2 separate regions of the Homo sapiens genome follow, and region 2 is linked to region 1. A link is a loop called in an ENCODE intact Hi-C map of the cell type or tissue named here. Cell type or tissue: B cell. All regions are shown on one strand.

What was found. Peaks named below come from ENCODE experiments on the same cell type or tissue, not always from the same donor. Only the 100,000 strongest peaks of a DNase experiment are listed, where the experiment ranks them.
Region 2: it touches region 1 in a loop (7-fold over the local background); 2 of 110 quality-filtered maps call a loop at or near these places.

Annotation. Positions count from the first base shown.
Region 1 is chr11:75,882,094-75,890,093 of GRCh38, forward strand. It overlaps UVRAG (UV radiation resistance associated), which reads left to right. Exons shown (of 15, transcript NM_003369.4): 5 at 6,736-6,810. Among named protein-coding and RNA genes, the nearest start is that of UVRAG, 71 kb to the left of the region's middle. RefSeq lists an enhancer at 4,899-4,948. In B cell, no CTCF peak of the experiment used is centred here; DNase peaks (open chromatin) are centred at 4,688 and 5,038; H3K4me3 peaks cover 835 bases; H3K27ac peaks cover 5,119 bases.
Region 2 is chr11:75,820,196-75,828,195 of GRCh38, forward strand. All of the region lies in intron 1 of UVRAG (UV radiation resistance associated), which reads left to right. Among named protein-coding and RNA genes, the nearest start is that of UVRAG, 9.0 kb to the left of the region's middle. RefSeq lists an enhancer at 4,221-4,300. In B cell, no CTCF peak of the experiment used is centred here; DNase peaks (open chromatin) are centred at 2,548, 4,356, 4,835, 6,436 and 3 weaker places; H3K4me3 peaks cover 4,091 bases; H3K27ac peaks cover 8,000 bases.

The sequences.
Region 1 (8,000 bases):
AATATTAGTCATAGATTATCTATAAACATCTTGATGCTTTCTTCATATTTATTCAATATAATACTTTCTGAGATGTTTCTTATTAAAGAAACAACTTAATTCTGCATTTTTTCAGGTTAAAAATCTGAAAATCTGGGCCAGGTGTGGTGGCTCATGCCTGTAACCTTGGGAGCAGTTTGGGAGGCTGAGGCGGGAGGATCACTTGAAGCCAGGAGTTTGATACCAGCCTGGCCAACATGGCAAACCCTGTCTCTACTAAAAATACAAAAATTAACTGGGCACAGCGGCATGTGCCTGTAATCCCAGCTACTCAGGAGGCTGAGGTGGGAGAATTGCTTGAACCGGGGAGGTGGAGGTTGTAATGAACCGAGATGGCGCCACTGCACTCCAGCCTGGGTGACAGAGTGAGACTCTATCTCAAAAAAAAAAAAAAATTTTTTTTGAAAATCTAAAAAAAACTAAAAATCTCTGTGCTCATTTTGCTTACCATACTTTTTATTTTTAAATTTTTTACCTGTAGTCACCATGCTGTAGTCTCGTGAACTTATTCCTCCTATTTAACTGAAATTTTGTATCCTTTGACCAGCATCTTCCCAAGCCTCCTCCCCTCCACGCAGCTCCTGCTAACCACCATTCTACTCTCTACTTCTATGAGTTCAACTTTTTTAGATTCCACGGACAAGTGAGATCATGCTTTTAACATATTTTTTTTATTTTGTGTCCTATAGTGACCAGAACAGTGCATATAATATATATGTTCTTTAAACTACATTCTAAACTACAATTTAAACATTTTTTAAAAAATCTTAATTTTTTTCTCTGTTTTAGGGATTATCTTAATTAAAACTTAGAAAATAATGACTTTTGGTTTAGGCCAGGGCCTTTGTTTTCTTTTTTGCTACCAGGTACTTGTTGCCTTTAGACTGACCAACCAGATCCCTGCACTGGGGTATATATCCCATCTATCTTCCCACATACCATACTTGGCTCTCTTTGGATAGACTCTGATATTAAGTACTTGTTTCTCTTCTACTTGAAAGTATCTATATTTCATGGAGGATGGTGCTTCTTAACGTTCTGGTTGCAGGGCTCTAGGCCTGAAGGGCTTTTTTGGCTAGTGAAGATGGGTTTCATCATGTTTTTCAAGTCACACTTTCCTTCGGTGGTGGTCTTGTTGCCATACCCAGCTGAGCTTATATCTAACCAGCCCTACTTTCAGAGAGTTGGCATTCAGGTGTCTTCATATAAAGTCAGTTATGCTGGAGTAACAGAGAACAAAAAAAAAAAAAGAAAAGAAAAAAAAAAAAGAAAAAACATGTTTCTTAAAGCCAGATAGAAACTTAAGATCATTGTAGAAAGTCAAAACTTATCTATAAAATAGCTATAACAAGTAACATACTGCTAAAAATAAGATTAAATAGAGTTATAAAGTTTTGGAGGAACATGAGGCTAAGATGTTTTAGGATAATAGCCAGAATCAGTTAGGTTCATTGATAGATCATATACTTTCTACCAGGCATTGTTCTTTGTGTTAAGGATCCAGAGATTTGTAGGACAAGGTTCTTAGACCCGGTGTACTGATGATTGATGAATACCTTCATAGAGAGCTGTGAGAGTCGTACGGGGAAGAGATATTTAGACCAGCTTGTATAGAATCAGGGAGGAATGACTTCTGAATAAAGTATTTTTTTTAAGTTAGGTTTATTGAGGTACAATTTACATGTCATAAAATCCACCCTTTTTAAAGTGTGCAATTCAATGAATTTGAAAAACCGATAGAGTTGAGTAACCACCACCATAATAAATAAAGCTACTATGAATATTTAAATATAGGTCTTTGTGTTTCTTTTGGGTAAATCTCCAGGAATGGAATTGATGGGTCTAATGGTAAATGTATGTTGAAATTTATAAGAAACTGCCAGTTTTCCAAAGTGACTATAACATCCTGCATTCCCATCAGCAATGTATAATAGTTCTGTTTGTTTCACATCTTTGCTATCACTTGTGATTGCCAGTCTTTTTAAATTTTGAGGTGGTATCTCATTGTAGTTTTAATTTGAATTTTCCTAATGACAAAATTAAATTGAGCCTTGTAAGCAAAAAGTCTATTTGAGATCAGTCTCTCTCTCTCTCTCTCTCTCTCTCTTTCTCTCTCTCTCTCTGTGTGAAGTGTTCAGATCTTTTGCTCATTTTTAATTGGGTTGTTTGAATTATTGAGTTGTAAAGTTCTTTATGTATTCTGGATATAAATCAGTCCTTTATAAGATATGTATTTTCCAATATTTTCTGCCAGTTTGTGGCTTGTCTTTTCATTTTTTAATGTTGGTGAAGTCCACTATGTCAGTTTTTGCTGTTGTGTTACATGCTTTTTGTGTCTTATCTTTGCCTAACCCAAGGTCACAAAGACTTTTTCCTTTGTTTTCTTTTGTAAGTTTTCTTCTAGAAGTTTTATAGTTTTAGGTTTTACATTTACATCAATGATCCATTTTGAATTTTCTATATAAAGTGCAAGGTTCATTGTTTTGCAGATGGATGAACAATTGTTCCTGTACTCTTTGTTGCAAAGGCTATTATTTCTCCATTGAATTACCTTGTCATCTTTGTTGAAAATCAGTAGTTGAGAATCATTTGTGTGGTTCTGTTTCATTGATCTGTATTTCTGTCTTAATGCCAATACCAAATTGTCTTGATTACTGTAGTTTTAAAATGTGTCTAGAATTCAGTCAATGAGTTCTTCAACTTTGTTCTTTTTTCAAAAAATTTCTGGCTATTCTAGGTCTTTGGCCTTTCCATATACACTTTAGAACAGTTTGTCCATTTCTATAAAAATCCTGGGATTTTGATAGATGTTGAATCTAAGAAAATTTGGGGAGAATTAACTTCTTAATAGTATTGAGTCTTTCAGTCTATAGATATGTCTCTCCATTTATAAAAATTTTCTTGTAGTTTTCAGCATACAGATCTTGCACATATTTTGTTAGATTTATACCTATAGATTTTTATGCTAATTTAAATGGTATTTCTTTTTTAATATTTCTGTTTTCAATTTTTTTTGCTAGTATATGTAGAAATATATATCTCTGTACTGAGCTTGTATTCTACACCCTTGCTAAACTCAAAAATCAAATCTGGTACTTTTTTTTGGTAGATTTCTTTTGTAGATTGCTTACATGGGTCATGTATCATCCTAACTTGCGTGTTATGGAAGAAATTCTTGTGCTTAGTTTAAGTGGTTAGAACTTTGTATTAATAACAACAACAATTGTATACCTCTTCAGTGTTTGGGTATCTTTTTACATACATACAATGACCTGAAGCTTTTTGAAGATCATGTGAACAAGTATTGTTTTCTTCCTCAGTATTTAAGAAAACAGAAGCTCAGAAAGATTCAGTGATTTGCCAAAGATCGCGCAGTGTTTGGTGGATTTAGGCCATTAGTTGTTTCATTGCTCAGACTGTATGTATTATTCATTTCACTAATCCTAGCAGCTGTCTTAAAAAGTATGCTGTTTTTCGTAAAGATATCAAAATACGAGGTTGTGGTTAAGTTCTAAGTTCTATAGTTTCCATATTAGGATTCTAATACAATTATTGTTAGGCCATTAACCTATAATTGATAAGTAAAGGATAGTACACATTACGCTTATTAGCATAATTTAGCAGTTCGGAAATGTGCACAGTAGTGTGCAATATGATACAGCCAGTTTTGTTAAGCATATTTATTAGTCAGGAACAAAGGGATCTTTCTGAGTTTTATGGTTGCCTTATTCCTAATACATTATTAGATTTTTTAATCAATGTTTTTTACATCTAATTTCCAAAAATACTTTCATATCTTATTATCTCACCGTTTTTATGACACTCATGCAAGGTAGGGCAGGAAATGTTTTCTGGTTTTTGGCTGATGAAGGAATTAAAGTATATACCATTAACATTGATAAACTACTATATGTTGGATAGAGTAGGGGTACCAGGGCTGTAAAACAAGTCAGAGTTCCCTTCTCTGAAGAGTTCCTTAAGAAACAGTTAAAGTTGGAATTAGAACTCAGGTTACTTACTTTTTAACCCCGTATCTTTTCAAGTACTAGTACTATATTGTTTCTTATTTTTCAACAAACTATTTTAATGCACGTCTTCATGAAGTTTACACTTTGAGAACTTTACCTTCATGTTAGATTTGTTTCTCCCCATACTCTCCCATCCCTTTCTTTAAGTGTATATTTTTATTTTCTTCTAATTTTGTTTGTGGACAATTTGGAAAATTTAGAAAAGCACAGAAAAGAGAATAAAAAATTACACGTAATTCTTCTGCCCAGCTGTAACCATTGTTAACATTTTGGTGAATATAATTTTAATCTTTTTTTCCCCAGGTATATATGTGTAAAAATGTTTTATGTTTATTAAATTTCAGGATCCTTCTAATCTTGAGACTGCTTTCATAATGTTTTCTCTTTTCCAAGGTGAAAAACTCCTTGAGATTGATTTATAGTTTTTATTTTAAACTTATGATTGCAGACTTATCTTTTGGTATTGTATTCAGTTCAGTAAATGATGTGGATAAACAGGGAGTATGTGATTAATTTTGCTTTGGTGATAGAGGTAGGAGATACAGAAGTCAGGGAAGTGTTCACAGGAATCTTCTGCTGCTGGCTTTGACTATTTTCCATCTCTAGGTAGAGAAAGGAGAGATTCTGTTCTGGTAGTCCCTCTTGTCTTTCCCCCACTTGAACTTTCACTTAAAACCTTCACGGCAGAAGAATTTTTTTTTTTTTTGCCACAACTCTTTCTGATGAAGTAACTAAAGCTATTTATATATTTCATAGTTGGACACTTTATACTACTTCGAGTTTTTTTTTTAATCTGAGTTCCTTAATTTTGTTTTTTTTTTTTGAGACGGAGTCTCGCTCTGTCGCCCAGGCTGGAGTGCAGTGGCGTGATCTCGGCTCACTGCAAGCTCCGCCTCCCGGGTTCAAACAATTCTCCTGCCTCACTCAGCCTCCCTAGTAGCTGGAATTACAGATGTGCACTGCCACGCCCAGCTAATTTCTTTTTCTTTCTTTCTTTTTTTTTGAGACAAGGTCTTGCTTGGTCGCCCAGGCTGGAGTGCAGCGGCGTGCTCTCGGCTCACTGCAACTTCCGCCTCCCGGGTACAAGCGATTCTCCTGCCTCAGCCTCCCGAGTAGCTGGGATTACAGGCGCCCGCCACCATGCCCGGCTAAATTTTGTGTTTTTAGTAGGCACGGGGTTTCACCATGTTGGCCAGGCTGGTCACAAACTGCTGACCTCAAGTGATCCGCCGCCTTGGCCTCCCGAAGTGCTGGGATTACAGGCTTGAACCAGCGTGCCTGGCGCAGGTTTTTTTTTTTTTTTTTGAGACGGAGTCTCGCTCTGTCTCCCAGGCTGGAGTGCAGTGGCACAATCTCGGCTCTCTGCAAGCTCTGCCTCCCGGGTTCATGCCATTCTCCTGCCTCAGCCTCCCGAGTAGCTGGGACTGCAGGCGCCCGCTACCACGCCCAGCTAATTTTTTGTATTTTTAGTAGAGACGGGGTTTCACCGTGTTACCCAGGATGGTCTCGATCTCCTGACCTCGTGATCCACCCGCCTTGGCCTCCCAAAGTGCTGGGATTATAGGCATGAGCCACTGCGCCGGGCCCCAAGTTTTGTATTTTTAGTAGAGACGGGGTTTCGCCATGTTGGCCAGGCTGGTCTCGAATTTCTCACCTCAAGTGATCCGCCCGCTTCGGCCTCCCAAAGTGCTGGGATTACAGGCTACCGGTGTCTGGCCTCAGTTCCTTAATTTTTAAAGTTTTATTCTTCCACCTTTTAAATGAAGTTTAATTTGGGATGCAATGACTGCAGCTCACCTCATCTGAAATAGAGTGGTTTGCAGACAATAATAGAAGAGAGTGGTTTGCAGACAGTAATAAAAGAGAGTGGTTTGCAGACATTTAAGACTTTAGGGATTGGATACTATTGCTTTTTTAAAAATTGCCTTTTTGAAAATAGAATATATTAATCTTTTATGTTTTTCTAGGGCTTCATTTTTTTTCTTATTTTTAAGACGAGGTTGTGCTCCCTCACCCATGCTGGAGTGCAGTGGTGTGATCATGGCTCACTGAAGCCTTGACCACTCAGGCTCCGGCAGTCCTCCCACCACAGCCTCCCGAGTAGCTGGGACCACAGGCGTGCACCATCATGCCCGGCTAATATTTTTTATTGTTATTGTTATTTGTAGAGAAGAGGTCTTGCTATGTTGCCCAGGCTGGTCTTGAACTCCTGAGCTTAAGCTATCTGCCCATCTCTGCCTCCCAAAGTGCTGGGAATATAGGCGTGAGCTACTGTGCCAGGCCTAGGCTTCATGTTAAAAAAAAATACTTTTAGAATTAATAAATTGTGTTTTCTTTGGGGTTAGAGAGGGTAGAATATGCCTCTGAATACCCTATTGTTCAGGAATAGCCATTCCATAACAACCTCAAGAAATGTTTGTGAAAGATATGTGAGTGATGGTGCCTGTGATTGCATGTGATAGTTTTGCAAGGCCTTTGACTAAAGCAGGAAATGCTGAATTGATCACCTGGTCTTTTGAATAGTGATTGGTTTTCTGCTAGTATGTTTAGATGTAGTCAGCCGGTTTCTCAGTATTGAAGTAGATCCTGTTGTAACTGTCATTCTCTGGTTGTATTAAAACATGATCGGAATAAAAATAACAAATACTGTATTTTCCTCCTCTCTTAGATTCATGCCCGAAACCAAAATGAAATAATTTTTGGGCTGAATGATGGATACTATGGTGCTCCATTTGAACATAAGGTAAGAAGATCCTTCTAATGTTATGAATTTTGTTTAGTGCAGGTGTGCCTTGCAGGTGTACAGGGTAGATATAATCCTGAAAACTCTGTGTAAATAGAATCATGCTTTAAATTTGTTGCTTAGTGTGGCTTAAGGTGGATGCTTTTTAATGGGAAAACTCATTCTGTAAGGCACATAACCATCCAGTCCATCTTTTCTAAATCCAGATTATATTAATTTTTCTACAGGAAATCTGGAGCTAGCTGTTTTCTCTTATTCTACATAACTCTTTGGGGGTTAAGAAAGGATGGTGAATTTTGATTAAATGCAATACAGTTTTATGAAATGTTTCAGATATCTTTTATAACTTTCAATACATTTAAGAAACTATGAATCGGTTGTTTTATAGTCAGCATTATCTCTACATCTAAAAGTTATTAGAGAAAGGAAAGGGAAGCGAATTCACATTTACCAAGTACCTACTATCTATGGTACTGTGCCAGGTGATTCTTGTCCTTTTCCTCACTTAATACTAGCCAAAACCAATGTGGTTTGTTTTGTCCTCTCCATTTTATAGTTAAGGAAAAAAGTTGTTTGAGATGAGCTTCGTAGGTTCACCCATCTAGAAAGTAGCTGAGCTGAAATTTCAGGTTGCCTGCCTCTAAAGCCTGTGCTTTTTCTATTCTACTATGGTGTTCTACCCAACAACCCTGTGCATTATTTGCTCTTAGTGATCATGTTGCTTCATAGCTCTTGGTTGTCTGAAATGCTGTTGCTTAGAGTACTTCATTTATTCAACAACATTTTATTGAGCGCCTGCTGTATGTCAGCCACTGTACTGTACTCCAAGTGCTAAGAACACAGTGGTGAGCAAATGGATAATTTCCTGCTGTTGTGGAGTATATATGCAAGAGGCAAACACTGATACAGTAATCTAACAGATAAACATGTAAACACAAATGGTGGTAAATGCTATATAAGCATATAATGAGGGCCTAACCTATTCTAAGGGCTCAAGAAAGGTCTTCTTGGGGACTTGACTTTTAAAGCTACACTCCAGATGATGAATAGAAGTGAACTGTGTAAAGGGAGTAGGGAGTAGGGGCTGAATAGAGAGAGCATTTCAGCCAGAGGAGGTTAACATGTTGGAAGGCCATGAAATAGAAGGGAACATGATGAGTTTTAGGGACTAAAGGAAGGTCAGAGTGATG
Region 2 (8,000 bases), 62 kb before region 1:
TCAAACTCCTGGCCTCAAGATATCCTCCCGCCTTGACCTCCCAAAGTGTTGGGATTATAGGCATAAGCCACTACGCCCAGCCAGAAAATTTTATACTTATAGAAAAATTGAGAAGATAGTACAGAAAGTTCCCATATACTCTATACCTAGTTTCACTTATTCTTTTTTTTTTTTTTTGAGACGGAGTCTCACTCTGTCACCCAAGCTGGAGTGGAGTGGTGCGATCTCCGCTCACCGCAACCTCCGCCTTTCAGGTTCAAGCGATTCTCCTGCCTCAGCCTCCTGAGTAGCTGGGATTACAGGCATGCACCACTGTTCCTGGCTAATTTTTGTATTTTTGGTAGAGATGAGGTTTTGCCATGTTGGCCAGGCTGGTCTTGAACTCCTGAGCTCAGGTGATCCACCTGCCTTGGCCTCCCAAAGTGCTGGGATTACAGGCATGAGCCACCGCACCCGGCCTCACTTATTCTTAACATCTGCCTTGACATATGGTACATTTGTTAGAATTAATGAATCAATATTTATATATTATTGACTAAAAAAGTCCATAGTTCATTTAGATTTTCTTAGTTCTGAACAACTGTGGCCAGGCCTGGTGAGTCATGCCTGTAACCCCAGCACTTTGGGAGGGTGAGGCAGGAGGATTGCTTGAGGCAGGAGGATTGATGTCAAGGCTGCAGTGAGCCCTGATTGCACCACTGCACTCCAGCCTGGAAGACTGTGATTAAATGTGATTAACTATATGTACAACATAAAATTTGCTGTTTAAATAATTTTTAAGTATACAATATAGTGGCATTAAAAACATACTTAATGTTATACAACCATCATCACTGTATATTTCCAGAATGTTTACATCATCCCAAACAGAAAACAACTCCCCATTCTCGCCTCCTACCAGCCCCTGGTAAATTCTGTTCTACTTTCTGTCTCTATGAACTTCACTATTCTGGGTACCTCATATAAGTGGCATTATACAGTATTTGTCCTTTTATGTTTGGCTTATTTCACTTTGCAATGTTTTCAAGGTTCATCCATGTTGCAGGGTATGTTAGAATTTCATTCCTTTTTTAAGGCAGATGGTATTCCGTTGTATGTATATACTACATTTTGTTTATTCATTCATCTCTTGATGGGTCCTTTGTTTGTTTGCTAATTTGTTTTGAGACGGGGTCTCACTCTGTTGCCCAGGCTAAAGTGCAGTGGCATGATCATGGCTCACTGCAGCCTTGACTTCCTGGGGTCAAGTGATCCTCCCACCTCAGCACCCCCGCAAGTAGCTGAGACTACAATGGCATGTGCCTCCACGCCCAGCTAATTTGAAAATTTTTCGTAGAAATGAGTCTCACTCTGGTCTCAAACTCTTGGGCTCAAGAGATCCTCCTGCCTTGGCCAACCAAAGCAGTGTTGAGATTACAGCATGAGCCACCACACCCAGCCAACCCTTAGTTTTTACCTGATGTCCTTCTTCCGTGCCAGGATCCTGTCTGGATACCACATTGTATTTAGTTGTCCTGTCTCTTGCCTCCTCTTAGCTGTGGCAGTTCCTCAGACTTTCCTTGTTTTTGATGGCCTTGACAGTTTTGAGTATTGGTCAGGTGTTTTGTAGGATGCCACTCTTCTGGAATTAGTCTGATGTTTTTTCTTATGATTAGACTAGGGTGGTGGTGTTTTGGGAGCAAGACTTAAGAGGTAAAGTGCCATTTTCATATATTACGTACATATTATTAACATGATTTATCACTGTTTTTTTTTTTTTTTTTTTTGAGACAGAGTTTCGCTCTTGTTGCCCAGGCTGGAGTGCAATGGCACAATGTCAGCTCACTGCAACCTCTACCTCTCAGGTTCAAGCAATTCTTCTGCCTCAACCTCCTGAGTAGCTGGGATTACAGGCACCCGCCACCATGCCCAGCTAATTCTTCTATTTTCAGTAGGACGGGGTTTCACCATGTTGGCCAGGCTGGTCTTGAACTCCTGACCTCAGGTGATCCACCCACCTTGGCCTCCCAAAGTGCTGGTATTACAGGCATGAGCCACCATGCCTGGCTGATTTATCACTGTTGATTCTAACTTTTATCATCACCAGCTGTGGTAGCATATGATAGGAAAGGCAAACTAGCTGTTTTCTCCTATTACACTGTTATACTATCAGCATAACCCTTCTGACATTAGATGTGTGGGGCTTTTTCCCCACACACCAAGCGATCCTCCAGTGAACACCAATATGGTGTCCTATGATTCAATTCAATTCTGCCACAATCTCCTTAGAGTTAGTATCATATTCCACAAGTTAAAGGCTCAGACCCATAAAACTGTCCCCTACTTCACATGCCAGACGTAAGTCTGGGTCTCTGGAACTTCTTACCGACTGGCTATAAATTGGGGGTTCCTATGTTCCCCTCCTCAGGCTCAGTCATTTACTAGAGCAGCTCACGGAACTCAAGAAAGCACCTTGCTTGCACTTACTGTTTTTTTTTTTTTTTTAAATAAACAATATTACACAGGATACAGACGAGCAGCCAGATGGAAGATATCATAGGGAACAGTATGGGGGAAGTGGCCCAGAGCTTTCATGCCCTCTCATGGCAGCTCCACCCTCCACATGTTCAGCAACCCAGAAACTCTCCAAAACCTGTAGTTCTGTGATTTGTATGGAGGCTTCATCATGTAGGCATGATCAATTATTAAGTCAGTCTTCAGCCCCTCTCCCCTTCCTGGAGGATGGGGAGTGGGGCTGAAAGTTCCAAGCTTCTGATCATGGCCTGGTCTTTCTGGTGACCATTCTCCTTCTAGGAGCTCACCAAGAGTTGTCTCATTAGAACAAAGGATGTTCCTCACCTAGGAAACGCTGAGGGACTAGGCGTTGTGTCTGGAACTGGGGTCAAAGACCAAATATGAAAAGTAAAGATTCTCCTAGTACCCCTATGGCACCCAGGGAATGACAGAGGTTTTAAGAGCTCTGCACCAGGAACTGTGTACAAAGACCAAAGTATATATTTATTATTGTAAATTGAAGGGCCACAGGTAGTGTTTGTCAGGTTTCTCTGCTATAAGGTTACTCTTCCTCCCCTTCCCTCTATACTGTAGTCTTTGGAAGGAAGTCACTATGTGTAGTCCACACTTGAGTGAGATCTGTGCTCCCCCTTCTTGAGGGTAGAGTATCTACATAAATTATTTGGAATTTTTCTGTATGGGAGATTAAATCATGGCTCATTTCAGCCTCTAACTCCTGGACTCAAATTATGTGCCTCAGCCTCCCAAGTAGCTGGGACCACAGGTGCACACCACCATGCCTGGTTCATTTTTTAATTTTAATTTTTGTAGAGACAGAGTCTTGCTATATTGCCCAGGCTGGTCTCTACCTCCTGGCTTCGAGCAATCCTCCCGCCTTGGCCTCCCAAAGCATTGGTATTACAGGCATGAGCGACTGCACTGGGCCGGTAACTTAAAGTCACACAGAGTGTCAACAAAGGGACTACAATCTAGGTGTTTCCTGTTTGCCCTAGACACCCATTCTTTGCAGGGTTCTGGTGAAAAGTTTTAAGTACCTCAGAGTTTGGGACCATCAGGCTTTATATTTTATTTCCTACAGCACTTGTGCCTAACACTGTGCTGATGATTTAGTAGGAACTCATGTACAGTTTTTTTGTTTATGAGTCTTTCCCTTGAAGAACTTTACAGCCTAAAGAGAACAAGGAAAGATTGGATTCAGTGGTATTGAAACCCATGCAAAAAAACATGATAGAAGCAGAAAAGTAGATCTAAAGCTTGATTTTGCTGTATAGGATAAATATTTTCCCTTTCTGTGTTTATGTTTATTTGGATACCCTACTTTTGCTAATCTAATTTAATCATTTTTCTATTACTAAAAAAAAAATCAGCTTTATTGGCAAGGCCGTTCATCTTATCAGGAACATGTGCCTCACGCAATGCACTACCATGCCGTGTACATTCATTCCTTCTGCAAATATTTACTAAGCCCCTTGTAACTCGAAGAAAAAATGTAATATATAGTTGAGTATCTAAAAAGTAAAATGATGGCAATTTTTTGTGCTGGTTTGGCTCTTATAAATAAAATGATATGAGGAAGCCTCAGAAACTTAAGATATCAGCATCTTGAAATCATTATTTTTATGTGACAAAATGCTATTAGGAATTTATGTTTTTTGTTTGTTTCTCTTTTTCCTGTGAAAATGAGTTTTTTTTTTTTTGAAAGGAAAAGCTATGTTTATTTAGTGTTTACTTTAAAATGTCTCTACAGGATCACAATTCTTTGTGGTAGAAAATTCAGAAGTGAAACTGACTAGAAATAGAGCACAAGCAGAATTGAAACTAATAAGTTGGGCCTGAAGTGAAACGTATGGTAGAATGAAAAAAAATTAGATTTTCATAGTTTCCAAATGTGTATTTTTGATAAGCTGTGTATTTTTACCTGTCAGACATGTTACTGCTGGGGAGAAAAAGAAGTTTGTCATTTTTTTTTTTTTTTTTTTTTTGAGGCGGAGTCTCACTCTGTCGCCCAGGCTGGAGTGCAGTGGCACGATCTCGGCTCACTGCAAGCTCCGCCTCCCGGGTTCACGCCATTCTCCTGCCTCAGCCTCCCTAGTAGCTGGGACTACAGGCGCCTGCCACCACGCCCGGCTAATTTTTTGTATTTTTAGTAGAGATGGGGTTTCACCGTGTTAGCCAGGATGGTCTCGATCTCCTGACTTCATGATACGCCTGCCTCGGCCTCCCAATGTGCTGGGATTACAGGCGTGAGCCAGCGCGCCCGGCCAAGTTTGTCATTTTCAACGTACTGGAATGTGTACAGCTACAAACTGAAGGTGTTTTAGAAAAAGACATCTGTCTTATGAGAGAGGTTGAAACATTTTAGGTTTATGCTTTGTTTTAGGTTTAATGACATAAGTAATGTCTTTTTTTTTTTTTTGAGACAGCGTTACCCTGTTGTCGCCCAGAATGGAGTGCAATGGCACGATCTCAGCTCACTGCAACCTCTGCCTCCCAGGTTCAAGTAATTCTCCTGCCTCAGCCTCCCGAGTAGCCTCCCGAGTAGCTGGGGTGCCCACCACCCCACCTGGCTAATTTTTGTATTTTTAGTAGAGACGGGTTTCACCACATTGGCCAGACTGATCTCGAACTCCTGACCTCAGGTGATCCACCTGCCTCGACCTCCCAAAGTGCTGGGATTGCAGGCATGAGCCACTGTGCCTGGCCAGTAAAGTCTTATATTGTTAAATTTTTTCAATGCCTTGTACAGTATTTTAGCAGTTGCCTCCTTAGATTATAAAAGTAGACGAGTACACACAGAATGGAAACTTGACATTGGAATTTTACAATTCATAGTATACCTTCTTGATTTAGTATCACATAACCTTGTTTTCCATCTTATTTTAAGATGGAAACATGAATTTTGAATCATGGAATTTTGCAGATGCAAAACCTGAAGCCCTCTGAGGTGAAGCTATTTGCCTGGCCACAGACTTGTTCTAGCTATTTATTCTTGCCCTGGAGTATTTAGTAAAGAGTATTAGTTTAACAGATCTGTCTTGTGTCTTGTTCCTGCTTGTGGCAGAGAAATAAACAGAACCTGGGTCTTGTGAACAGTTCCACTGTTCTTGGCTGGGTGTGTTGAGAAGTTGTTTCTTTTTTTTTTTTGAGATGGAGTTTTGCTCTTGTCACCCAGGCTGGAGTACAGTGGTGTGATCTCGGCTCACTGCAACCTCCACCTCCTGGGTTCAAGCGATTCTCCTGTCTCAGCCTCCTTAGTAGTTGGGATTACAGGCGCCTGCCAGCACGCTCGGCTAATTTTTGTAATTTTAGTAGAGATGGGGTTTCATCACGTTGGCCAGGCTGGTCTCGAACTCCTGACCTTAGGTGATCCACCCACCTTGGCCTCCCAAAGTGCTGGGATTACAGGCGTGAGCCACTGTGCCTGGCCAAGAACTTGTTTCGTTTTCTTTCCTTTTTTTTTCTTTTAAGACGGAGTCTTGCTCTGTCGCTAGGCTGGAGTGCAGTGGCACGATCTTGGCTCACTGCAACCTCTGTCTCCTGGGTTCAAGTGATTCTCCTGCCTCAGCCTCCAGAGTAGCTGATATTACAGGTGCCCACCACCACACCCACCTAATTTTTTGTATCTTTAGTAGAGACGGGGTTTTACCATGTTGGCCAGGCTGGTCTCAAACTCCTGACCTCGTGATCCACCCGCCTCTGCCTCCTAAAGTGCTGGGATTACAGGCGTGAGCCTGGCCGAGAACTTGTTTCTTAAACTTCACTCGGTCCTTTGGCAACATTAGCCTCACAGCTTTGGGGATTTTAGGCTAGAACTGAAATGGAGGAGAGGCTGTATTTTAACGTTCTCTTTAAGGGCAGAGCACTCAGAGTCCACCCTCCCACGTCCCTTTTATGGTGTGAATTAGAGTGAAACTTTGGAATGTCCCTCTGGAGCTTAAATGATCAGTCTTCCTGTTTTGTCCCTGGGTACTTACCATGCCTATCTTTTTTTTTTTTTTTTTTTAAATGTTCTACTTAAGAACTTCTGTTCTCTGCCTCTTTAAGTTTCTGAAAGAGTAACCATCTGGTTTTTTGATGGTTTTATTCTGTGTAATATTTGGTGTTGATTGCTGTAGACCCTATGTGGTAGTAATGTTATTAGGCATTTTACTTATCCATTCTTTGTGAAAACTCCAGTATAGTGTGCTTATTGATTGAGAGGCTGAGACTGATAATGCTGAAGTTGAGCATCAGAACTTACCACTTTGGAGTCTCACTTTGTTGGTCCATTGAAATAGCTGGCGTTTTTTCCTACTGTGGTTTTTATAATGTCCAAAAGATGCAGTCAGACATTTTTGAAAATAATGAGGAACACCAGGAAGCTGAAACTAGCAGCAACCTTTGGCTTTTGTCAGTAGACTCCTGGGAAAGAAAAAAGGGAAGACATAAAAGTAAAAGTGAGAATCAGACTTAATAGATCATAAAAGTAAACATGAGAATCAGGCTTATGATCTGTTTTTTTTTTTTCTCCAGGAAAAATTTTATACTCTTTAACATGAGTGTAGCTTTTGTGATTAAGGGTTTAACAGTGAATACAAGTAATTCGTGTGTTCATATTAGCGTATGTTAAAACTAATTCTGGGCGGGGCGCGGTGGCTCATACCTGTAATCCCAGCACTGGGAGGCTGAGGCAGGTGGATCACCTGAGGTTAGGAGTTCGAGACTAGCCTGCCCAACATGGCGAAACCCCATCTCTACTAAAAATACAAAAAATTAGCTGGGCGTGGTGGCGGGCACCTGTAATCCCAGCTACTCAGGAGGCTGAGGCGGGAGAATTGCTTGAACCCAGGAGGCGGAGGTTGCAGTGAGCCGAGATCACGCCACTGCACTCCAGCCTGGGCGACAAGAGCAAAACTCCGTCTCAAAAACAAACAAACAAACAAACAAAAAACTAATTCTGAGTGCAGGATAGGAAAAACTGAGAGCCATTTATTCAATAGATACTTTTAAAGTGCCTTGTTTGAATTGTTAGGCACAGGATTCGGAACTGTATGTCTTGTGTCTGCCAGCCTACTTACATCTTTCAGGGGATATGAACTATTTCCTTCCTTAATTCCAATCATTCTTTTGTATGAGAGCTAATCCAGAAAACTAAACTTTTAAACAATACAAAATAAAAATAATCTTGCTTAGGATTTTGAAAAACCTTTTTTTTTTTAACGTTGTCTCCTTTTAATGAAAATAAGACTGTCCTCAAGAAAATCAGTATTGCTTTCATCCACTAAGATGTTAATATCTAAGTATACATGAGAAGTAGCAACATGAAGAAAGCTTTCTGGTTTTTTATTCTGAAAATAGATTATGAAGCAAGGTTGGCAGGTAGGCTGTGGGGTGCTCATTACAGGTCTAGGATAATTTACAGGACTATACTCATTACAGGATAGAATTGGTACCATTATAGAATTATATATGTATAGTAGATATTTCAGACTTGTTTTCATGAATTG